Regions from separate parts of the Homo sapiens genome. Here all the other regions are linked to region 2. A link is a loop called in an ENCODE intact Hi-C map of the cell type or tissue named here. Cell type or tissue: GM12878. All regions are shown on one strand. Region 1 holds the start of RGL1 (ral guanine nucleotide dissociation stimulator like 1). Region 2 overlaps RGL1 (ral guanine nucleotide dissociation stimulator like 1). Region 3 has its middle 19 kb from the start of NCF2.

What was found. A loop is a pair of places that touch in the nucleus more often than their neighbours do. Peaks named below come from ENCODE experiments on the same cell type or tissue, not always from the same donor. Only the 100,000 strongest peaks of a DNase experiment are listed, where the experiment ranks them.
Region 1: a loop joins it to region 2, with 5 times the contacts of the local background. A loop is called at or near these places in 28 of 110 quality-filtered maps.
Region 3: a loop joins it to region 2, with 9 times the contacts of the local background. A loop is called at or near these places in 5 of 110 quality-filtered maps.

The regions. Positions count from the first base shown.
Region 1 is chr1:183,804,378-183,812,377 of GRCh38, reverse strand. RGL1 (ral guanine nucleotide dissociation stimulator like 1) reads right to left here and starts at 7,258. Exons shown (of 18, transcript NM_001297671.3): 1 at 7,054-7,258; 2 at 5,893-6,003. The coding sequence starts at 7,080. RefSeq lists enhancers at 4,786-4,835, 5,579-5,638. In GM12878, no CTCF peak of the experiment used is centred here; DNase peaks (open chromatin) are centred at 2,007, 4,427 and 6,858; H3K4me3 peaks cover 6,994 bases; H3K27ac peaks cover 5,713 bases.
Region 2 is chr1:183,911,830-183,919,829 of GRCh38, reverse strand. RGL1 (ral guanine nucleotide dissociation stimulator like 1) reads right to left here. Exons shown (of 18, transcript NM_001297671.3): 15 at 7,562-7,748; 16 at 3,129-3,383. Among named protein-coding and RNA genes, the nearest start is that of RGL1, 110 kb to the right of the region's middle. RefSeq lists a silencer at 855-1,044 and enhancers at 3,596-3,785, 7,483-7,652. In GM12878, a CTCF peak has its summit at 3,670 (motif pointing right); DNase peaks (open chromatin) are centred at 3,679 and 7,339; H3K4me3 peaks cover 506 bases; H3K27ac peaks cover 2,621 bases.
Region 3 is chr1:183,605,203-183,613,202 of GRCh38, reverse strand. No RefSeq gene overlaps it. Among named protein-coding and RNA genes, the nearest start is that of NCF2, 19 kb to the right of the region's middle. RefSeq lists enhancers at 939-1,446, 3,821-3,970. In GM12878, a CTCF peak has its summit at 3,776 (motif pointing left); DNase peaks (open chromatin) are centred at 3,736 and 5,803; H3K27ac peaks cover 3,861 bases.

The DNA of each region.
Region 1 (8,000 bases), 110 kb after region 2:
GCAAATGACCCAGAAACTGCCAAAATCTCCAAAGAACTCCAAATCAACTCTACGTCTTGAGATAGCCACACCCATTGGCAACCCAGACACAGAGCTGAGCTTCTCTGGTGGAATGAAGTAACATTTCTTATCTTCCCCCACTTAACCAAAACTTTTCTTGCTCTGTTTATAGAAACTAATTTTTTATGTAAAAAGAATATGATGGTACAAATTAGAATGTTTTACTATGTAGTGCATTTTTGCATATCTTAACATAAAATACGTAAGACAGTCAAAAAATTCTGATTATTTAGAAGGGGGAAGCTTAAAGAGACACATATACCATGGGCAAAGGAAACTAAAGGGAGTGGAATTGGGCAGTGACAAATTCCAGCTAAGCTCTAAAGTGGAAAGGCACAGTATTTACCTTATTTCTCTCATTTTCTTTCTAAGAGTAAAACTCCAAGAGGCTTTTTCTTTATGATTTCACAGAAATAAGAATAAAATATGTTCATAAAATTGTTTTAACAGAATATACACTTTTAAGTATAAGGAATTAATGTGCCTCTTATATTTATGCCATTATGTATTTGCTGGGAGTTGACATGTATTTTGAACTCAGCTGAGTATTCCCTGGATTGGTGAATTGAAATGGATATTCTTGATTACATGTCACATATTCCTAACACAGATCCCAACAGAATTTGAAAGCACTAGCACCAAAAGGATCCAGTGTAATAATATCTCAGGCAATTTAAATTTACTAAATTTTCTTGATTGGTAGAGGCTACCCTATCAGTGGATTAATAATTTTAAAAACGTGTTTCTAAGGTCAAAATTAAAAATACCAGTTGGTTCATTTACACATAGCTGCTAAATTCTGAAATCTACTTTCTAAAGCCTAAATTAAACATTCCAATAGACACATATAATGCAACCCAAGGGCCTGTTTTCCTAGATGAAAACAAGGATGACCAACTATAAACTAAAGGCTCCTCTAGGGCTTATCTCCTTACAATTCTAAAATCCCACTCCTGCACTTTCCAACCACACATAATTGTAATGCTAGCCAATGCTTTTTAACTCATGCATTGCCTTTTTTTTCTTCAACATTCAGCAGCAAGAGAAGTACAACTGGACCTCTTGGTTTTAAAAGGCACTGGGGAATGTTCGTTAAAATGAATAATTGATACCTTTGTGCCCTGCTTTGTTCTCGAATGGGTGTAAGACAGCTATAATCATTACCTAATTGATTTTTCTTGCTCCCATGCCCCTTTCTTCTTCTTTGTAAGTGAACATCTTCATGTAGACTTTGTTTTAAATGAGAACCAACTATGCATTCATACTTATAAAAACAATATTAGTCCCCCAAAGAAGGATGAGGCATGACCTATTCATTCAACAAACATGTATTGAGTTTCTGCCAACTAGATGGCCATGGTTGCAAGCTTACAGTCTAATGGAAGATAACAAACAAGTAAACAGGCAATTACAACAGAGTGAGGTAAATGCACAACAGTGAGACGCAGAATGCCTCTGGAGCACACAGAAGGGACGCCTCATCCAGAGCTGGGGGATTAGAGAAGGCTCCCAGAAGTGAAATTAGCTGAAAACTCCAGGAACTGTATGCCATTTGAAGGCAACATGGATAGCAACACCATGAAAATGCCAGGTAGAGTCAATCTAAATAGAACATCCAAGTGAGAGTCAACTTCTCAATCCAGATGTGACAAATGGTTATCTTACCACAGTCCCCACATAACCCATGATTGGCCACAATTTGCCCAAATGCCACGTTCTATGACCTAATGTTTCTAGGTTCTTTTATTTCTACATATATTCAACTTTCTCCATTCTATTTCCCTCTCTTTACCAGACTCCCATCTATCTTGCATTTCAACTCAGTCCCACAAACATTTATCAAGAGCCTATGTGGGAAACGGTGTGACAAACACTGGACACAGGGCAGAAAGGCCTCAGTGCCCCACCACAAGGACTGCATGACCACAGAAGTACAGGACTAAGAAGAGCCACGTGACTAACCACTGATCATTCCACTGCCCACAAATTTTGCAGAAGTGACCTAGCACTCACAATCTTGCTTGTAAAAAAAATATCCTCACTTGGAACTTATCTTAGGCTGACATGTTTTTTGGACCCTGAGTCTGTCATATTCTGAAGACAACAGCATGAACTTCTGACACCAAAGCCCTTCCCAAACAGTTGAATTCTTTTCCTCTGTCCCTTTGAGTATTCATCCTGAAATGTTACACTTCCTGCTTCCAGAGGATACTGATATTTTCTTAACTCTTTTCTATATTATTCACTGTCCATATACAACCACAACACTGGGACCAAAGACAAATAACAAGTTTTGACACTTTGCTCTTCCAAAAATCACAAGATAAGTGAATGTCTGGGTGAAATTACTTCTTTTTTTAAGAGACAGAGTCTCACTCTCTCACTCAGGCTAGAGTGCAGTGGTGCAATCATGGCTCGCTACAGCCTTGACCACCCTGGCTCACGCGATCCTCCCACCTCAGCCTCCCAAGTAGCTGGGACTACAGGCACACACCACCACACTCAGCTAATTTTTTAATTTTATTTTTATTTTTAGTAGAGACAGGGTCTTGCTATGTTGCCCAGGCTGGTCTTGAGCTCCCAGCCTCAAGCAAATTAGCCTGCCTTGGCCTCTCAAAGTGCTGGGATTACAAGAATGAGCCACTGTGCTAGGCTCGGAATTGCTCTTTAATGTCTCTTCCAATCCTAAGATTTTTTAAATTTTGTGACATAATTGAAGTCATTTTTCTTCGAGAATTATAGGTGGGTAAAATTATCCCAGCCAAAGATGTTATTGTAAAGGGAAAATGGGTCAGTATTTCAATAATATTTGGTTTTTCAAAGTTGCCAATATAATCTCACCGTCAATGGGCAAGGATGCAGCTGCACGTACAAGTAAACTGGGCCTGGGACATACTTGGTTGTAGTTTTCCAAACACAGAGTTTTACTTTAAAAGATCAACTGAACACAGAATTTAACAGACAAAATAAAAAAGAATGACCTAAATGTTTTGGACTGTATAATACTTCACATCTGAGGATATGTAATTATTTTGCTCTCCTCCCCAAAATTGAATCTTAATTATGTTTTGAGATCTGAATACTAGAAAATACAAAAATTATGTTCCATCTTTTAGGCATCTGGAATAAGCATTACAGACACGTAACAAAGCTATGCCTATCCTCACATGCTACATAACCTCATACGTATCTTCATATCTTCAATGCACCCTGCTTTAAACCTCCAAAATGGGGAGTTTATCAGTGAGATCATAGCTTCGCAACAAATATCTCAATTTGCAGCTCAAGTTATCATTCTAGACATGAAGAAAAGAAAGTTACATCTCTCCAGTCTTGCAACATTAGGGAAAAGCACACCCAAAGCATCCTCAGTCTTTTGAGCCAATGTTCTTTTCTACTACTATGGAAACAGCCTTAAGGTCCCAGGAAATTCTTCACAACAAAGAGCCAACCATCTGGATTTGAATCTGGTGTTTACCACTTCATAGCTGTGTGACCCTGGCAAACAATTTAACCTCTCTGGGCATTAGTCTCCTCATGTTAAAAAAAAAAAAAAGAGAGAGAGAGAGATCATCACAACACCACCTTCCTCAGAAGGTTGTTGTCATATTGCAATAATTTCCTCACCTGACCCCACTCTCTAGTAACTCTGAAACTAGTTACTTTGAAGAATTTTGAAAGGGTACTGGAATACAGGAAAACAAACATGGGGAAGCCACTCAGTTCTAAAGAGAAAGGTTTGTAATTGCTATGGCTCAATGGGTTGAGTCACATTTAATTAAGTCTGGAATTTTCAAGGACAAAAACAGAACTTCCCAACAGGACACCTAAGACAAGAAAACACGTAGATTAGAGCTGGAGAGCCCCTAGGAACTTGCAATAAAGGAGTAGGCTGGTAGCAGTAAATCACACTTTGTTGAAATGGGGGCGAGGGGGACAGATTCCTCCATCAACTAGAGCCAATCTTTTCACATTATCCTCCTTCTCAGTATTTCATATCTACTGTTGAATCCAGGGTGAATTAACTCTGAACTCTGTATAAATTTGAGAACACTGAGAGAAGGGAGAGAGAAGAAAAGAAGTGAAGTCTAGTGAAGAGAACAGTCAGTGGGGATTACTAAATAACTCTGAGCATCTAAATACATGACAGTTTGTAGATGTGGGGCCTACAGAGTGAACCCCTCCATTTCCAATGACTTACTCATAACTAATGTTGTATATGGCTGAAAACTAAAACAGTCACCCAAGCAAAGTCAGTCTCATTAGAAAGAGAGGAATAACCTGATACCAAAAAAATGTAATGACCCTTTTGAAGACAACTGGTTCAGAAGTTGTGAATCATTCTGAAATAGCTAGAGGCCAAACCACATGGACGCCACATTTAAATAAAATACATACACACAACCACCAAAAACAAAGTGATGACTTGTCAGAACTCTAGTTCTGCTTTCCCTATCAGGTCTGCTAGTGATATACATAATTAATTTTAAAATCATATTCTGAGTAAGGTAGGTACTTGGTAAGTGAAGACCTCTAGTTCTCACTGGAAAGCTCCTATCTTTCCAGACCACACCTGCAGATGTCATTAACAATTTCTGGCCCTCATGGGTGATACCTTGGCCCAAAGTACAGTAGCAGGAAAGGCCTGAGCTGAAGCAGCTGGGGAAGCCCAAAGCAATGAATGCCTGTGTCAGCAGACTCATGGCAGAGGAAGTGATTGCTGCCGGCCATGGGCCACCATCCTGCCTTAAACTCCCTGGAGTTACAAGTCACACGTTACCACTACTCTTAACAGGAGGCCCTGTGCAATTTTGTGTCCTATCCTCCTTCACACTCCACCTTTGAATGCTGCTCAAAATATTCTGAATTTTCAGAGACTCCAAGCCGCTAAAGATGGGATGCAAGTGCATAAATCTTCAACACTCTGAAGCCCATCGGCTAAAATAAGGCCAGCCAGGTGAAATCACACTCCACCCCCTCTATTCAGCCAACCATTATTTTCTTTCTCAAGGCTTTTTGGGTCGCCTCTCACCGCCTGGTCTGAGAACTACTTCTCCTTCCAGATCAAGAATCCCTTCATTCTTCCACATGTTTGACATTTGCCCAAGTAGTGATCCTGTCGCTGAGCTTTCCATTTCTCATATTCGCTTTATTTGGGATGTGTTGAAGGATCTACTAGGTGATACCTACAAACTTGCATGACCTCACCCAATATTTTACAATCTCAGTGGAAAAGAGTCCTGTTTACAGAAGCAGCATTTTTCCAAAGGCCCACCACTCTACACACAAAGTAGTGGGTACTAAGCATCCATTTGCCTCCTCCCAAGATATAGAAAAGAGATCACAATAGGAAATCTACCACCCCTCAAAGGATGCAGACTTGGAATGCTCTGTCTCCTGAGCAATCTGGGTACCTCCTAGAGATATAGGAGCAAGGCAGACGCTGACAGCATCAATTGGGGGAGGGCAGAGAGAGACAAGGGTGGCTTCTGGGCAAAGCTGCTTATGGCTCTTGTCTAAGAGAGTGCTGCTCTCTGGGCCTGTATTCTGTGTGTCATTTTCTGCCACTCCACCCCCAATCTATTTGCCAAAGACCTCAAGATGTTTCTAAGAGGTTCTGAATTATTGACAAACCTAGGGAAGATGCTTTTGAAAACATTAAATACAAAAAGAGACCTGTTCAGCTAGTGCAAACACTTGGTCATTAGCATTTTCCTTTTTAAAGCGAAAAGAGGAAAAAAAAAAAAGCCTGCCTCTGTTAAATAATAATGATATTCACAGAACGACAGACACTGAAATTCCAAAGTTCACCATCTCGCCAGCTTTACTCACCCCTAGCCATCTTGCTCCTTTATTGGCAGCCTGTTGAATCTGGACTCTTTTGAGGGTGACATGGTAAACAGCTCCTTCCTCTACCTCTTCACCCCAGTCCTGAATCGAGCTCTGCCAGGGACGGGATAAAGAGAAAGAAAAAGAGTATTTTTTTCCTCTCTGCTAACCACAATCTATCCCAGCTGCCTTGCTGCTTACAACAGCACTCAGGGCACAAGATGGGCTGTTCAAAATAAATATTACAATCCGCAATACAAGACACATTTTGATAGAGGGAATGCTGAGATTTTCTTGGCTTGCAGTCCCTTCCTGTGGTATCAGGATCCCCTGACTTTTCCATTTAGTTATTTCTCCTAGACTTGCTCACATATCTTAAATAGTTTTGTTTTGAAGTCTTTCTTTTTCTTTACAAAGAAACTAGATTAGTCCTGATTAACTTGTCCCCCTTAAGTGAAAGGAAAAATAATTCTTTGTAAAAAAAAAAAAAAAAAAAAAAAAAAAAAAAAAAAAAAAAGAAAAGAAAAGAAAAAGAAAAAGAAAAAAAGAAAAGAATAAGTCTGTACTTTTTAGAGTGGCTCGGTCATTGAAGAAACCAGATTTTAAACTCAGACACAAACAAGTGTTTAAAACGCCAAGAGTCCTCACTCCTTTGGAAGTGAAGTGGTTTGCTTGTCTTTTCTCCTCATTGTTTTGGAGCCCACAAAGTTAGCGGGGGTGGAAAGTTTTTATTTCCGTAAAATAATCTGGCAAGTGCAGAAAAAGCAACACATCATCAGGCAGCTTCTACTAAAATCTGTGCAGCGACCCCCTGGATTTCCATGTCCCCAGCTAAACCTGAGGTTTGTGTTAAAGAGCCGCTGGGACGCAGAAGCGCTCCGCGGTTCACCCACACTAACAGTTCTTTTTCCTTCAAAGTTCTCCCCTCCTGACATGCATCTGCCCCAGACACACCACAGGCAATTGCTGAGAAAGTAGGTACGGTTGAAAGGGAGAAGACACGCAGAGAGAGAGGAATACAAAGCGGAGTGAGAGAGCTTTAGCTCACAAGTATGGAATCGGATTGCTCCGTTCACTCCGAGGGAGTCCAAAACACGCCCAGCGAAAGCGGGAGAAGATTCCCCACCAGAGAAGCCTCGGGAGAAGGCAGAGAGCTCTCGTTACCATTTTAGCTTGCCAAAGCAATTTCATTCTCAGTTTTCTCTCCGGTGCGCGAACGCTGCATGATGCGCCCTGCTCGGAGGCCAACGCAATGTCTGCTGGGCTCAGCCCCGCGGCGCCTCGCCCCGGTCCCGGTCCCGAGCGACCGCAGCGCACAGACACGCGCCGCGCTGCCCCCGCCGCCGCCGGTGCGCGCGACTCGGGCCACAAAGGGAGCGCGGCGAGCGAGCGAGCAAGCGAGGAGCAGACTCCTCCCCACGCCACTCCGTGATGTAAGGCTTTCCTGTTTGTGCTTGTGAGCACACTCTCCCTTTCTTCAGTCCCATGGATAAAGTCAGCATGAAAGCGTTTCTCCAGTTCTGAAGGTGATTGGGAAACAACACTTTCAAGTTTATCAGGTTTTCCTGACGGTCACCAGGTGCCAAAATAGAACTGAGTGTGGGATGGAGGATTTGTGTGTGTCTTCTTCCTTCGCTAAAACAATGGAAGGAGAAAGTCCAAAAAACTTCCATTATCTGCCTATTATCTATTTTGATTTTAGAATAATTAAGTCAGAATGACCCCAGTGAGAGCCGCAATACTAGACGCCAGGAAGTTTTTCATTAGGACAGAGGATAAGGTCAGAGGACACCCGGGTATTCCAAAACCATGCCCAGGGGCTATACCCTCTCCTGCATCAGCACACTGCCAACAGGAAATCGCGCTGGGCTTTTCACCACCCCAATTACCCAGTAACTGGCCATTGGGGGTGGGAAGGGAACAAAGCAGGGTAAGGTTTTGCTAGGACTGACAGTGTCCTGGAGGTTCTGTGAGTCTTTGTGAGTAGCCACCATGGGTTGAGTTGCCTGTACTGTAGGGACACAGTAGGATCATAGCCACAGGGAAAAGTTCTTCATCAGATGACTACCAGCAGGAGTTTTATCATAATGGAAAGATCTGCTATAGGGATA
Region 2 (8,000 bases):
GCGGTACTGAACGATGCTTTGGTGTCGCCCTCATTGACTTTCCTGTGACAGAAATACTGCATTCCCTGTGTAAGGGATCTTGGGAGACTGACTCTGTGATTGACACAATGGAGAGAAAGATCATTTCGAAAGAGTGATGGGTTCAGTGGTAGAAGACATTTTTCCATGGTCACTGAGGAGGTAATTTTACAAGGGCTAATTGCTGTCTCTTCTTCTATGGAAGGGCCTTGGATTCCAGGGACATTAGTTGCTCTTGCAAAGCAAGTTCTCTAGGCCACCAGTTCTCAGTGTGCAATCTATGGCCCGTGGGGTCCCTGAAATCTGTGAGGGGATCCATGAGATCAAAATTATTTTCATGATAATACTAAGATGCTGTTTGTCTTTTCTTTGTGTTGACATTTGCATAGGTATTGCAGAAGCTATGGTGGATGGAATTGCTGGCACAACAGCACAAATCGGTCCAGTGGTTTCTAACTACAAATCTACTAGCTGTCACTGTATTCTTCAGTACCCTGTACTCACAGTAAAAACAAAAACAAAACAAAACAAAGCCAGTCTCACTCACATTTTAACAGACTTTCAGAAATGGAAAACAATGCCACACTTCTCACTCAATAATTTTTGGAAAAAAATAGATATTTTTCATTAAAAAATAAAATTTACATTAACATGCAATGTGTTCATTATTGTTATTTTAAATGAATTAATCAACATTTTGAAAGTTTCTCAGTTTAAATATCTAATGTGGTAAATATCAACAGATACAACCCACATAGTCTGGAGCTCTTTGGAATATTCAATGCTGTTTCAGAGTATAAAGGGGTCCTGAGAACAAAAAGTTTGAGAACTGCTAGTCTCGCCTGAACCTGGACTGATTTATTTCCATCTTCTGGTCAACAGCACACAGCATAATACATTTCAGAAAGGTACGTCCTGTGAGCAAGGTTTCTCCTGAGAGGCCTAACGATTAGAATGAGAGCACGAGAGCAGTGTGTCGTCTCTCCAGAATAAGCCTGTGACATGCGCTGGCAGGATTTTCATGAAAGGTGAGTGCCACCACCTGGTGCAATATAAAGGGCCACAGGAAGGGGTTGGCAGGAGAGGTGATTCTCACAGAGGCAGCCCATTTGCTGGGGAAGGAGGAATCTCAGAGCAGGGGGCAGGGGATCTTCTGCTCACTACCCTCCCAACACTCAGACAGCATGCACAACCTGTGACTCCTCCTGGGCAGTAGAGGTTTGTGCAGTCCAACCACTCACAGTTCCCCCCAGACTGAGCAGAGTGCACGCTGACCAGGCATGTCCCAAAACATAACTGTTTGGTGTACAAATCCATGCTATAATTCAGAGACACTGTAGAGTTATGCAGTGGACATTCTCTCTGATTGGTGCAGGTAAGAGGTGCCAGGTGAACAGACCATGCTGAGCAGGCAGTAACCACATGGAGGACCTTGGCTTCCCTGTGTTTCCTCTACCTCTCGGGTGCTCCTTTATTAGCCCCTCCCTCATTACCACTTGCATTCTGCCTCATCCTACACTCAGTCTCGCGAGACCACGTCCCCCCTGTGGGGTTTGACAACTCCCAGTATTTGATCTCAGCACCAGCCTTGCACCAGCCCATGTTTCTGACCATCTATCAGACAATGCCATCTGATGTCATACTGGTACCTCTGATTTAAATGTCCCTGAATATCCTCCTCTGGTAGTTCATATCTCACAGACCCACCAACTACCCAGACAGCCTCTAGTCCTCCACAACAGTAACCAAAAAGTTGGTAACTAAATGAATGGATTCTACAATTCTACCTCATCAAAAGCTTTCAAAAATCCTCACCATCTCCAGCCACATGACCGTCATTCAAGCCCTTATCCTCTCCTACATGGAACATGATAGCAGCTTCCTAACTTGCTTCCCCGCCTCCAGTCTACCCCGACACTCCAGCAAACACAGTGCCATGACTTTCTTAATGAGCAAATCCCATCACTACTTAAAAGCCTTCAACAAGACCCTATTGCCTGCGGGATTAACACACTCCTCTGTGTGGGCCACAAGGCCCTTTACCACCTGATCTTGGCTCTATTATTTTGCACATTGTGAATAATGCTTTGTGGGCTCCCTTTCTAATTAAAAGTTCCTCAAAGGCAGAAATGTCTCACTCATCTCCCTATCCCCAAAGCCTGATCTAATGACTAGAACGCAATAAATGTTTGATATTTTGTTGACTCAATAAATGCTTTAGCAAAGCTTTTATGTGGAGCCTCCATACCACTTATGCCATATTCAGACCTGAGCTTGTAAGCACTGAGTGTGCCTTCAAAGAGGCGAGTGATAAAGATGAGGAGAGATGTGGAATTAGCTGTGGGATTTTGCTGCAAAGGATAAAGTGATTTCCAATACATGATTATCTCCCATAAACTAAGGAGTTTATATTCTTGTGATAAACCTACCAGACCTCACATACCCAAGGTTATCGCCATGAGAGGCTCTGTGTGTATTCCCAAAAGACTGCCATTATTAAAAATATCTTTGCAATTGTCCTCAGAAACACACAGATTTTACAAGAAGCTCAAAAAGGTCAGTCTCATTTTATAGGCATCGTTCCTCATTAACCCAAACTGTATTTCTAGCTTGATCATCCACTTTATTAACTAGGTTTGATCCAAATGACTAAATGACAAAAATCTGCCATCAGGGGAGTACACTGCTAAGAATGTGTGGAAATTCAATGATAAAACCAGACATATAATTCCATAGGAAGGCTTCCAAAAATGTGTGAGGTTGTGTCATCCTCCCTGGAGCACATTTACACTGTCACCCAAATTGAGAATTTTCAAATGGCTAATACTGACCTAAACGAATAAGTTTTAGCATTTCTTTAAGATGTGAAAATTATATCCTATATACACCATGTGTGTGCATATATATGTATATATATTTTATATACATATATCATTCAGCATCTATGCCCAGGGAGACCTGGAACTGACACACATCCCTTCTGTGTGAATGCATATATGTATATGCTAATATTGAGTGTGCATATTTAGGGCTATTAGTCTGAGCGGCCGACAGACACAGACACACAATCTAAATGGAAACCCGCTCCTGGGTCAGGGCTTGCTCCTCACCATGATGCTCTTGTACATGTTGCCGTTATTGTCTTCCACACTGATGCGGATTATGCAGGTGTCTTCATTCTGTTGGTTGTAAACAGGAGGCAGCACAGTCGAGGTAATGGACGTCACCGAGACAGAGCGCTTGTGGATTTTGGGGTTGTTGTTGCAGGACGGAGGGGAGGAGAGGGGGTTGATTAAGGAAGACATCCCTGAGGAATTTGTGTCCATGGAATGGATAGAAGAACAGGATGAGGAGGACTCAGAGAGCTGGAAGAGTAAACACACCCCAGAAGAAAACAGATTAGAACGCTGGCCAACAGCTTTGCAATTTTCAAAGCAGAGGTAGATATCAAGACTGATAGACTGCAGTTATTTCCTCCACAACAGCCCACAGCACACATGTGTCTCATCCCTGGTGTAAGTACTCTGAGTCCCCATCAGTGGTAGATGCCTATCGGTGACTCAGTGTGACCTAATCACTCTATAAGCACGTGAGGCAAAGCAGTTCTATTTCCCTAGGTTTTAGCTGTTCTTATAGAAGTTAACCAGCAGGTGGCAGCAGACACCAGAAACTGGAGGCAATATGGGTTCCCAAAGAAGTCAGAAGCTTACGGGGCTGGAGGAAAGCCTTGCCAACGCAGTTGATTCAGTCCTACTGCAGTCAGATTTCGTAGTGAGAGAGAAAGTTCTGTATTTTTAGAAGTTTCTAAGAGAAGTACCCCAGATTATACGGCTCTGCATTGAATATTAGTGCTAGAAAGGCCTTGGACATCAACTAGTCCCATACCTGTTCTGCTGAGGAACCTGAGACCCAGGGAGAAAACTGGGGCTCCAGGTCCACACAGCTAGTTGACAGCACCCCTAGAACAGGAACCCAAGCTCCCTGATTCCCACTGTCGAGTTCCCAGAGCAAGCACATGGCCAAGGCTCAGCCTGTGGCTGATGACAATAAGATGAATCAACATAGTATGCTGCTACCTCGGTATGTTTAGTACTGTGAGGCTTATCATGAACTTTCATATTATCTTATCCCATTTTAATTCCACAACTGTCTTGTGAACAAAATGCAGAGCATTATAAAGACGAGGAGAATAAGATTCAGAATATAAAAGTGACTTGCTCAAGGGAAATACAGCCTTTAAGCAGCTTCACCACTTTCCACATTTGCTAGTAGAGCCAACTGTATACATTTTCATGATGTGTATCAAGGACAATTAAGAAATGGAGTACTACAGTTAATATGCTTTTCTGATTAACTACACATTTCTCATCCATGCAATACCAATAACCAAAGAAAGAAGTTATTGGAAGAGGTACTTTTAAAAATCATTAAATTGAACCATTTAAAATACCCATTATTATTGTAGAAAATTATAAAGAATTTCCCGGAATGACTTAAGCTAAATTATACCATGTTAATCCTATAAAATATTCTGGAAGTCATTTATAAAATAAATAACATTTCTTTCATATTTATCTGCCTTTCCATGGAAACAGTATAGAAGTTGAGCTTTCTGGTTATCAGGCTTCTGATTAAAATGGAGTCTATTATCTTATTTCCTGTAGATTTCCTCCTGTGGCATAATTATACATTCAGTTCTATTGCACAGTTAGTTTACAGCCAGCCAGCTGATGTGACAATTCTCATGGGTAGGGGTCTGATTGTGGCTCTATCATAATATGGTTTAGTTTTTGTTTTGGTTTTTGGGTTTTTTTCTTCCTTATGTTCCCAAATGAATCAACTTAGTGGCTCAATTTGAGGACTAACTGATGATAGATAAGTTAATAGCATAAGTTTCTTTGCAGATATATTAGTTAAGGGGGTGCATTTTCCAATTATTCATTCAATTTTTTCGCCTTCATGTTCCTCTATCCAAACTCTATTTCCTTTGTTAGATTTTTCTATGATTCTAGTGACATTTATAGTTAAGATAAAGCCTAGAATATGCCTGGGTTATAGCAGCTCTAAACAGACTGCCTGATGAGCCCCCAAATTCCTATTGAGAATTTAAGAAGTGAGGAGCAAGTGCAAAAATCAATATTTAGAAATCATGATCGGGGAATGAAGAAAGGAATGCAAATAAATTACACTTCACCCTTAAGAGCAACCTCACAGTGCAGCCTGTGGAAAAGGAAGAATGACAGTCTGGAGGACTTTTGGAGAAGGCGGCTGTCACAGGCTCTCAGGTCAGGAAGGAAGTGTGGAGGTCAGCTCAGTCCAGCTATGTGCCAAGCAGGAGAATCACGAGCCTTTCTAGCTAATATGCAGGGATTGTGCAGTCCAGGAGCTACTTGCATCCAAGTGAATCACTGATGTTTAAGAAATGTATGACTCTGAGAAAGGTTCATCCAAAGAATAAAGAGCCATGACTTCTGCAAGAATTTAAAAAGCCAGTCTGATGAGGGATGAGACAAAAAAGATGAAGCAAGGGATGTGCAGGAGAAAGCACACTGGGCTTCTGCATAGTTTTAAAAGGTACCATTTGGACCAATGTACATTTCCACTATGCCACAAGGTGTGACTGTGATTCCATCTCCTTCCTGGAGAGACAGGGAGAAATCCCACAATAATGTGGGCAATACCTCAGTTATTACTTTCCTACAATGTCTACCATCAGAAATGGAGCCTATAAAACCTCAGAGGCTGTGAAAAAGTGAATGATGAGACTGCATTCCAGATTTTGACAAAGCTAATTTGTATGTCAAGTCACGAAGAATGACTACATCCCGGGTTGAGGAAAAATGCCTTTTGAGAGCATGGCCAGTCCGTAGGTGTCCACGAAGGCTTTCTTTCAATATTTAGAGCATGAATGATTGTATCCCCTGGATTTCAAAGCAGAAAGCTAAGAAATCCAACTAGAGCAGCAAATTAGTCATCTCAGTTTGATGAATCCTGAATATGATGCTTTTCCTGGATTGGCTACATTATGACAAAGTCACTTGAGGGTTCCAGGATTACCACTGTTGTTTTAACACCATGTGAAGCAACACACATGTCCCCTTGAAGAGCAGCAGATATAAACCAAGGGATGAAACCATTGCCAACATTCTACCTTACTGACCTAACCATAAGCTAAGGAGCCAGAAGTCACTATTGAGTAAGCTTGGTTAGCCAGAAACCTTCCCCAAATGGTGCAAATTCTAGTTATGTCATAGTTGACTTTCTGATCCAAACCCTTCAACCAACAGATTGAAGCAGATGTGTACAGAAGATTAACACTGATATTGGTGGGGTGCGGTGGCTCATCCCAGCACTTTGGGAGGCCGAAGTGGGTGGATCACCTGAGGTCAGGGGTGTGAGACCAACCTGGCCAACATGGTGAAACTCCATCTCTACTAAAAATACAAAAATTATGCGGGCATGGTGGCACATGCCTGTAATCCCAGCTACTCGGGAGGCTGAGGCAGGAGAATCCCCTGAACCCAGAAGACAGAGGTTGTAGTGAGCCAAGATCGTACCACTGCATTCCAGCCTGGGCAACAGAGTAGTGAGACTTCATCTCAAAAAAAAAAAAAAAAAAAAAAAAAAAAGAAGACTGGTCTTAATTAAGATCTTAAGATTAAGATATTTTGGTTTTTAAATTTTTATTTATGCAGTCACAGAAAATAGAAACTCGACGGAAATTCTTTTATCACCTCTCATCAGTTTCCTTTTTTCCAACATGGGAGAATGTATCCTTGTTACCAATCCCTCATCTTCCCCTGCAGCTGTGCCCTTTGCACTGTGATTTCAGAGTTCCTCCCACTAAAACTGGAGCCTATTTCTCTGCTTCATTTACTTATGTGGAATGTGGCCACATGATTACTTTAGCCAATAGAATGTTGGTTGATACGACTCAAGTAAAGGCTTGACATATGCTTGCGAGTGGGCTTGCCCTCTTGCTTGTCCGTCTTAGCATGCTAAGGGCATGCCCTGGGTAGCCCGTTACTCCAACAATAATGAGAGGCAAGTGGAACAGACCTGGACCAAATCTGTGGCCTAGTGTCAAGCCCAACCTAGATCAGCCAACCAGCAGATACATAAGAGAGATAAATAGTGGTTGTTTTAAGTCACTGACTTTTGGAGTGGCATGCAATGCAACATTATTGTGATAAATGCTTGGCTAAGACAAAACATGGCACCAAGAACCTGACACATCTCCATCTCTGACTTTTTGCTCTTTCTAAGAAGTCCTACTTCCCCTAAATAACTCCAGTGCCTTAAGAGGTGGGTATAGAACAATATTTCAAAGGCCAAATGAATAAACGAAACTGCTTAGTGCTTTTACACCTGTTTCTATTAGTAGTATGTCCCCAAATTGAACTCTTCTTTTGATGCCTGTTCAAAACATGACTTTCAAAATACTATAGAGTGATCCACTTAAAAACAGACATTCCTTGCTGTGGTGTGGCAAAGAGCATGTAGGTGCCTGCATTAGGAATTATGAGAAGGGTTGAGTATATACCTTTTTTTGAGGCTCATCAGGGGTGTCCATGGGAGTAATGGAGCCCTCCTCAGCCTCTGAGTGGTTCGACTCGCAGGATGACACGCTGACAGAGTCCATGCTTTCACCAGAGCTCCCGCTGGCAGTGGACTTGGGCTGCTCTTTGGTGGGAGTGGGACTGGTGATCATGTCAGACCCTAGAAACAGTCTGGAAAAAAACAGAATGCCAAGCATTTGGGCTGTTACAAATCTGGAATCCATGATTAGGCAAATATTTTGTGTTGATTAAGCCCTTGATGTTTTTTCAGTCTTGTGTGTTCTGTCATTATTATTTTAGGAGGACATTCGCTATAAAGTTTCTAACAAATAGTAGTAAACATCTTGTCCCAAAAGAGTATTTCCAACTTCAAAGAACACATAGATTATTCAGTACTAATCTGAAGTCTTTCTAGGTCAATGG
Region 3 (8,000 bases), 310 kb after region 2:
AGGCTTCTGATTGATCCAGCTTGAGTCTAGACTCAACCTCTAGATCAGTCAACTGAGACCTAGTCTGGATCACATTTTACTAATATAGTGACTTTCACTGTAACTCTGTAGATGGAGTGTAAGGACCAAAAGGTCTCAGAAATGAGATTCTTATTACACAAAATAATAAATGTGTGTTTCATACATAGGTTGTGCTAGGTTAGGGTCCATGGATTATTTATCTTTGGTCACTTTATGAAACCTTGTGCATAATTGGGGTCCCTTATATTTATTGAAGTATTAGGCAGCTTTTGGTGAATAAATGAATATAGGTATTATTGCCCCATTTTAATGAGGTTAACTTAGAGAAGTATATTGCCTAGAAAAAATACATGTTATGGTGATCAACTAGAATTTAGGTGTCTGATTATTAACAAGACTTTTTTCACTTCAAGAAGGACTGCAAATAGAGTCTTATAAGAAGTATGGGCAATGTGGTATAAAAAACGAGTTTTTACTTTGGAAAAACAGATTCAGCAAGCTATGTGGCCTCTGTCCAGTAACTTAACCTTTCTGAGCCTGTTTCTTCGTCTGTAAAGTAAACATAATATCATCTACAACATGAAGTTGTTATGAGGCATAAATCAATAAGGCGTGCCATATGTCTGGCTTATCTAGTAGGTTTTCAAGTAAGTTATATTTCCTTTATGTGCTAATTGATGGATTGATCTGGGTTTTACCTGGATTCATTTCTCAAATTTTCATCTATCTTATGTGTCTGCATGTTATTCTATTTGAACCTACCATTTTTTAAATTTTGTTTTTATTTTTTAGGGGGTAGACTCTGGGAGGCCAGAAACTATGTCTATAGAAATTACTCTTTTTAAAGAATACCAAGCAAAAGGCTAACTATGCCTGGGAATTGTAAACATGCTATTTGATGATAACAATATCAAGATTACTGTTAACTGCATAACTGGTCTCCTGACTGGTGATCTTCAACCAATTCTCTACACAGCAAGATATTTTTAATCAAAAAATTTAAAATCAAAATTATATTTTTCTACTTCTTAAAAGGCTTTAAAGGCTTCCCATTGCTTTTAGTATCAAATCCAAACTCTTCAGTATGGCCACACAATTTTGTGTGGCCTGACCTCTGTCTTCAGCCTCACTGCCCATCCTTCATCTCTGAGTCCTAGTCACAGTGGCTTTCCCTCTGCCACTCTGCTCCTTCTAGCACAGGGCCTTTGCACATGCTACTTCCTCTGCCTGGTATGCTCGTCTCCTATCCTTCCCATTCACCAAACTCCTCATTCAGTTCACTTTCTCAGAGAAACTGTTCCTAACCCCATCTATCTAAATTAGATCCTCCTCAACCAGGCACAGTGGCTCATACCTATAATCCCATCACTTTGGGAGGCTGAGGCGGGAGGATCACTTGAGCCCATGAGTTCAAGACCAGCCTGGGCAACATAGGGCGACCCCATCTCAAAAAAAAAAAAAAAAATAGCTAGATGTGGTAGTGCACACCCATGCTCCCAGCTAATTGGGAGGCTGAGGCAGGAGGATCACCTGAGCCCTGGAGATCGAGGCTGCAGTGAGCCATGGTCATGCCACTGCACTCTAGCCTTGGTGACAGAGTAAGACTCTGTCTCAAAAAATGTGTATAATAAATAAATAAATAAAGCTCCCCTCATAGCCTTGACTAGATATTGCCCTTTTCCCATGTAGTGCTTGGCATTATTGTAATTTATGTTTATTATTTGTATTTTACAAATATGATTATTTGATTATCTGTCTCACCACTACATGGCCCACTCCATGCAGACAGGCAGTGTGTCTGTTTCTGCTCACCTCAGATCTCCCATGTCTAGCACCCAGTACAAATTACTTGTCTGTTACTAGACAAGGTAACTATGTCTAGTTGCCCAGTAGATAGCAGGTATGCAGAAAATATTGGTTGAATACCTAAATGCTGAACAATAAAACGGACAAAGAATGTATTTGCTACCAATTGCTACATAACAAATTACTCTACAACATAGTAGCTTAGAACAACAATGATTATTAAGACCTCTCGTTGAAAATATGTATACAAAAGAGGCAGGGCACCATTCCTTGGAGGCTTCTCTACCCTCCCTAGAAGGCTTAGTTTCCAAATTCAGAAATCCTAGACAGTGAAGGTCATAAGAGGTGATCTTCCATACAGATATAGTTAATTTACATGTTATTGCCCCCAACAACATGTTTCTGCCCCATTCGAATGACTAGAAGGTCAATTTAGTTTTCCTACTCTATCACTTATCTACTGCTACATTAAAAATTACCATCAAACTTAGAGGCTTAAAACAACATGTATTTATTTATTATCCACAGTTGCTGGGGGTTGGGACTTTGAGCACAGCTAAGCTGGGTCCTCTGGCTGAGGGTGTCCCCCAGGCTACAATTAAGAGGTGGGGCTGGAAGCTGCACTCATCTCAAGGTTCAACAAAGGCAGTGCCAGTTTTGCACAGGTTGCTGGACTAAGGACCTCAGTGTATCCTGCCTGGCTCAACCCCAAACACATCTCTCTTCAGGATGCTGAGAGAACAAAAGACCTGTGGAACTTCTGCCCTGAGCTCCAGCCTGTCCCAAGTGAAGCCCCTGGTGTTGGCCCTGAGCCCTTTGCTCAGCAATGGTGCATTCATTGTCGATAGTGAACAGTTCCAGGGATGGAGTAACAGGAGACAGGAGAGCATCTCAGCACAAACAAAATTTGCGACGTGATACTGTGAAGTATTCATGGATGAGTCCCCCACCCACCCTCCCTTTTATTTTGTGACTTCCTCCACCTGCCCCCATTCCTGTGGAGAAGCAAGAGGCTGCCATTTGTCCTACAGAATAGCCACGGTGGAGCCAGAGAAAAGAAATGACAAATAGTTGGCAATGGTCCACAAGTCCCAGTGAAAGACAGGATGAAGAGTGTTTGCTGACCAGTCTCCACTCTCCACCAGCCTTTCCTCTTCCAGCCACACCCTGCTCCTGCCCTCCCCTCCACCCCCCAGAAGATTAAGAAGGGAGAGAGACCAGCTGGGGGAGAAACAAAAGTTATACCCTGGACAGGGATGCTGGAGTCCAGAGGAGGGATGCTGGAAGCCCACCTCTCCCAGAAATAGCTAGCTTCAAAGGGAGATATGACAGACCCCTGAGAAAAGTTTGGGGATTTCAGAGTAGGGAAACTTGAGTAGGTTTAAACGTGAAGTGCCTAAGAATGCCTGGAACTGAATGAGATTATATTTTCTGCCAGAAGAAACAGAACTAAAAATAGAGAGTTTGGAAAAAATACAGACTTTTGTTTTTAGTATTTGTATTAGTGGGAATATGCATATTTGCCACAGAAGTGCAATTTTCTGAAGTGGATGTTTTTTGCTTTTGTTCTGCATCCCTCTTATCGTGAAGACATGTTTTCTAAGTCTAGAAATCACATGTATACTAACTGGTACAGTTTTAAAAAGAAAAAAAAAAGGATAATTATGGTTCAGCTCCAGCCCTCTGGAGATTTTCATCCGGAATGTCAGCTTAGATACCGAATGGGAAAATAGAGGGCACTAGATTTCCCCTCTACCCTTGCCAAAAAGATATGTTTCCCAGGCCCCTGTGCCCGGGCCTGCCAGACCCAATTAGAGAAAAAGAACCACATGACACTAAGGCTCATTTCACAGCCCTTTTTACTTCCCTGTTCTGAATGTGACTCAGGAGACACCCAGAAACTGGATGAGGATGAGAGAGCTCCATTTATCATTTCACAAGTGCCGCCTGGTGGCCTGCTATGGAGCATGCAAAAAGAGAGACTATGAATAAGATTCATGCAAAAGAGACACTATGAATTCTCAAGCCTGGACTCACCACCCGTGCCTGGGTCCTTTCTCCTCTGCCCTCCTCACACCCTAGCCTATCCTTGGCCTCCCCCAGAAGCAGAAAGTCTCCTCTTTTTCACCCTGGATGTGGGTGGTTTAGTTCTGAGACCTGAATTGGGGGATCAATTGGCCAAAAGTAACAGGTGTTTTCCCTCCAAGTTCAGGAAGAGCAAATGAACCTAAGAGTCTATGATTTTACCTCCCCAAATGGGTGCTGGGTGGACGGAAGCATGGAGTAATCAGCAGAAGTACAGAAACCTCAACTTGAATGATTAAATGCTTGGGAAATAACTTCTAAAGCAACAGCGATAATGACAACCAATCAAATGCTGGCTTGAGATGCAGCAAACTGGACCCCAAAGAGCCATCTGAGGTCTAGACAGGTGCTTTAGTTTCACACATTATAAAAGGCACAGAAAATCTTACTGAAGGCCAAGGGGCTGAAAGATAGCCAAAGAAAAAAGAAAAAAGAAACAGACATCCTTTTGGTTCACTGAAGTGGCACATCAGAACAGCCAATCTTCTGGAACACTTTAATTCTGGAACAAGGCAGAATTCATTTGAATATATGTGTTCAAAGTCCTAGGAAATTAAGCACAAGGCAGTGACATCTTCTGGAAATGGTATCCAGCCCATACCACATAGAGCTTATAGGAGTCCCTCCTTATCCATGCTTTCACTTTCTGATGTTTCCTTTACCTGAGGTTTCAGTTACCCCTGGTCAACTGCAGTCCCAAAATATTCCATGGAAAATTCCAGAAATTAGTAATTCATAGTTTTAAATGCACATCATTCTGAGTAACATGATGAAATCTCATACAATCAGGATCTACCCTGCCTAGGATGTGAATCATCCCTTTGTCCAGTGTATCCACACTGTATATGCTCCCTACTCATTACTATACAGCAAAAAACATAGTGTATATAGGGCTTGGTACTATCTGAGGTTTCAGGGATCCACTGGGGGTCTTGGAATGCATCCACTGCAGATAAGGGGGGACTACTGTATTTTCTTTTTTTGTTTGTTTGTTTGAGAAAGAGTCTCACTCTGTTTCTCAGGCTGGAGTGCAGTGGCCTGATCTCAGCTCACTGCAACCTCTGCCTCCCAGGCTCAAGCAATTCTCCTGCCTCAGCCTCCCAAGTAGCTGGGATTACAGATGCCCACCACCAGCCTGGCTAATTTTTGTATTTTTAGTAGAGACAGAGTTTCACCATGTTGGCCAGGCTGGTCTCGAACTCCTGACTTCAGGTGATCTACCTGCCTCAGCCTCCCAAAGTGCTAAGATTACACGCATGAGCCACCGTGCCCAGCCAACTACTGTATTTTCATTTGGCCTAGCACTGTTCCCTGAAGGTTTTACCCAAGCCCTTCTATATAATCCTGAATTACATATAAGATTTTTCAGGGCAAGGATCACATCCTAGTCTTTGCTCAAGAGACCACTGCCAAATGTGAATTGGTGCTTTGTAATGATTTGAAGACTTAACTAAGTTTGCCATCAACCCTAGATTTCAGTTCTCCTTTTCCTTTTCTTAGTTAAAACAACAGTGAGAATAAGGACTGATGAGAAAATGATCACAATGTAGTTTAGAAGATATTAATATTAATAATTAATTCACAGATACAGCATTTTGAATTTTGCATAAACAAAATGAAGGAATTGCTAGACCTTGAATTGCTAAACTTAAAAGCATGACCATTTGGCCTAAAGATATAACAAAGAGCCAATTTGTTAATTAGTTACCTGAATTGAGTAGGTAGTATCTGATATTTAAAGCTACTTCATGGTCAACTAAACACATTTTTTTCTTCCTCAGAACTCTATCTTGAAAAAAAACCAAAGTCCTCTGCAAAAGGACATTTCCTGTTTGTGAACTGTGCGGTGCTCTTCCTCAGGCCCGGTAGGCCAACCCCACTGTGTGTCTGGGTGTCCAGCTGGTACCCAGTTTGCTCTAGAACCTAGAATCTGAAAACAGCTCAGTGGGAACATCAGCAGATGACACAGATTTTTTCCAGAGAGTTAAAATGAAAGTCCCAGGGTGCCAAGATTCATCTGCTTCTTCCTCAGGCAGAGAAAATCTAAGTAGTTGAGTGTCTCTATGTGGCTTTGGCAAATTACATTAGCAGGACTTTATTTGTAGTTTCACAAATAATCTCGGGAAAGCTAGAAGGCACCAAACTCCAGTCCTACTATTAAAGAGCAGGACAATCAGATCCTCTGCCTAGATTTTCTTTTGTCTTTTATTTGTTTGTTTTAGACAGGGTCTCACTCTGTAGCCCAGGCTGGAGTGTAGTGCCACAATCATGGCTCACTGCAACGTCAACCTCCCTGGCTTACAAGATCCTCCTACCTCAGCCTCCCAAGTAACTGAGACTACAGGTGTGTGCCACCACACTGGGCTAATTTTTTTAATTTTTTATTTGTAGAGACAGGGTCTCATTTTGTTGCTCAGGCTGGTCTCGAACTCCTGGGCTGAAGTGATCCTCCTGCCTCAGCCTCCCAAAGTGCTGAGATTACAGCCTCCCAAAGTGCTAGGCACACCTGCCCCCCGCTGCCTACCTTTCTGTCAAGATGTCCCAGCCCAAGCCAGGGAAGAAATCTGGGAACGTGCAGGTGGCCCTATGGGATTTGAAAAGGCAGTTAGGTCCAGGGAGCTCACTGACAGCATGGATGGAGCTACAGGCCCAGCTCCCTTCAGCCAGCACCTTTGAGGCTGAGGCAATGGGGTGAGCTCTTAGGAGGCCAGCACCACAGCTCAAACAGGAAAAACACAGCACCATGCCAGGAACTCCAAATTCCAAATGTCTTGGACATTTTTAAAAGGAGTCCCTCCTTATCCATGCTTTCATGGCTTTCATATCCATGCTTTCCTTAACCATGCTTTCATATCCATGGCTATTTTGTATTTATTTTTACATGTATTTACCTTTACAGAAACTTGTTTTGGTCCCCATGGTAAGGAAACATTTCTAGTTTATTTAAACTTTTAAATGTTAGGAGGCAAGGCTGTGAATTCAAGTATGAAGTCCCTCAAGATACAATGTGCCCTAGCAGGCTCTCATGCTGACTTCTCCTGCTCCCAACCTCTTCCCCAGTTGCCAAGTTCTGGCCTTAGTCCCTGCTACCCTCAAGAAATGACAGCTTTTGTACTTGTGTCAGTAGAAGGGTTTGGGTCTATCAGGTCATGGATCAGAATTTTAGAACACTTCTAAGGGCCAAGTCATTCCCTGCCCTAGGCAGAATAGCATCTCTGCTTTTATTGTTTGTTTGCTTGTTTGCTTTTCAAGACAAGGTCTCTGTCGCCCAGGGTGGAGTACAGTGGCAGGATCACCACGGCTCACTGCAGCCTCAACTTCCCAAGGCTCAGGTGATCCTCCTGCCACAGCCCCCTGAGTAGCTGTAACTACAGGCACATGCCATTGCATCCGGCTAATTTTTGTATTTTTTTGTAAAGACGGGGTTTCATCATGTTGCCCAGGCTGGTCTTGAACTCCTGAGCCCAAGTGATCTGCCTGCCTTGGCCTCCCAAAGTGCTGGGATTACACGGGTCAGCCACTCACTGTGCCTGGCCCATCATGTTTGTTCTTAATAGGAAAAAATAACCAGGTTTATGGCTGAAATGTCTTTGACATGCTTTGGATTCCAGGAAAGAAAAAAATAAAATGTATTTAGATTCAATGAAATGCTGGGGAGGTGGCAATTTCTCTTTCCCTCTTCTCTACAGAGCACAGATTGGCTTTAGAGTCAGACAAACCTGGGTTTAATCCTCATCATTTATGAGGTCTGTAACCTTAAACAAGTGATTAATACTTAACCTAAGAATTAGCTTCTTTTACTATCAATGGATTTGGGTAAGGAACAAATGAAATGATGCATATCAAGCACTTCAGAGCTTTCTTGGCACATAAGAACTTATAGAGAATAACTGTTACTGCCAGGACCTCTCCTGCCCCTGAAGGATTCTAAGCCTCTGCAGCCACAGCAATCAGATATATAATTGTCTTCAGGGCAAAGCTTGCAAATATGGACTCAGGCTCACCTTTGGGGAGCCACCATGACAATGGGCAGTGACAGTAGAAAAAGAGGTTGTAGCGGAGAAGGTGTCGGGCAGGTCCTGCTCATT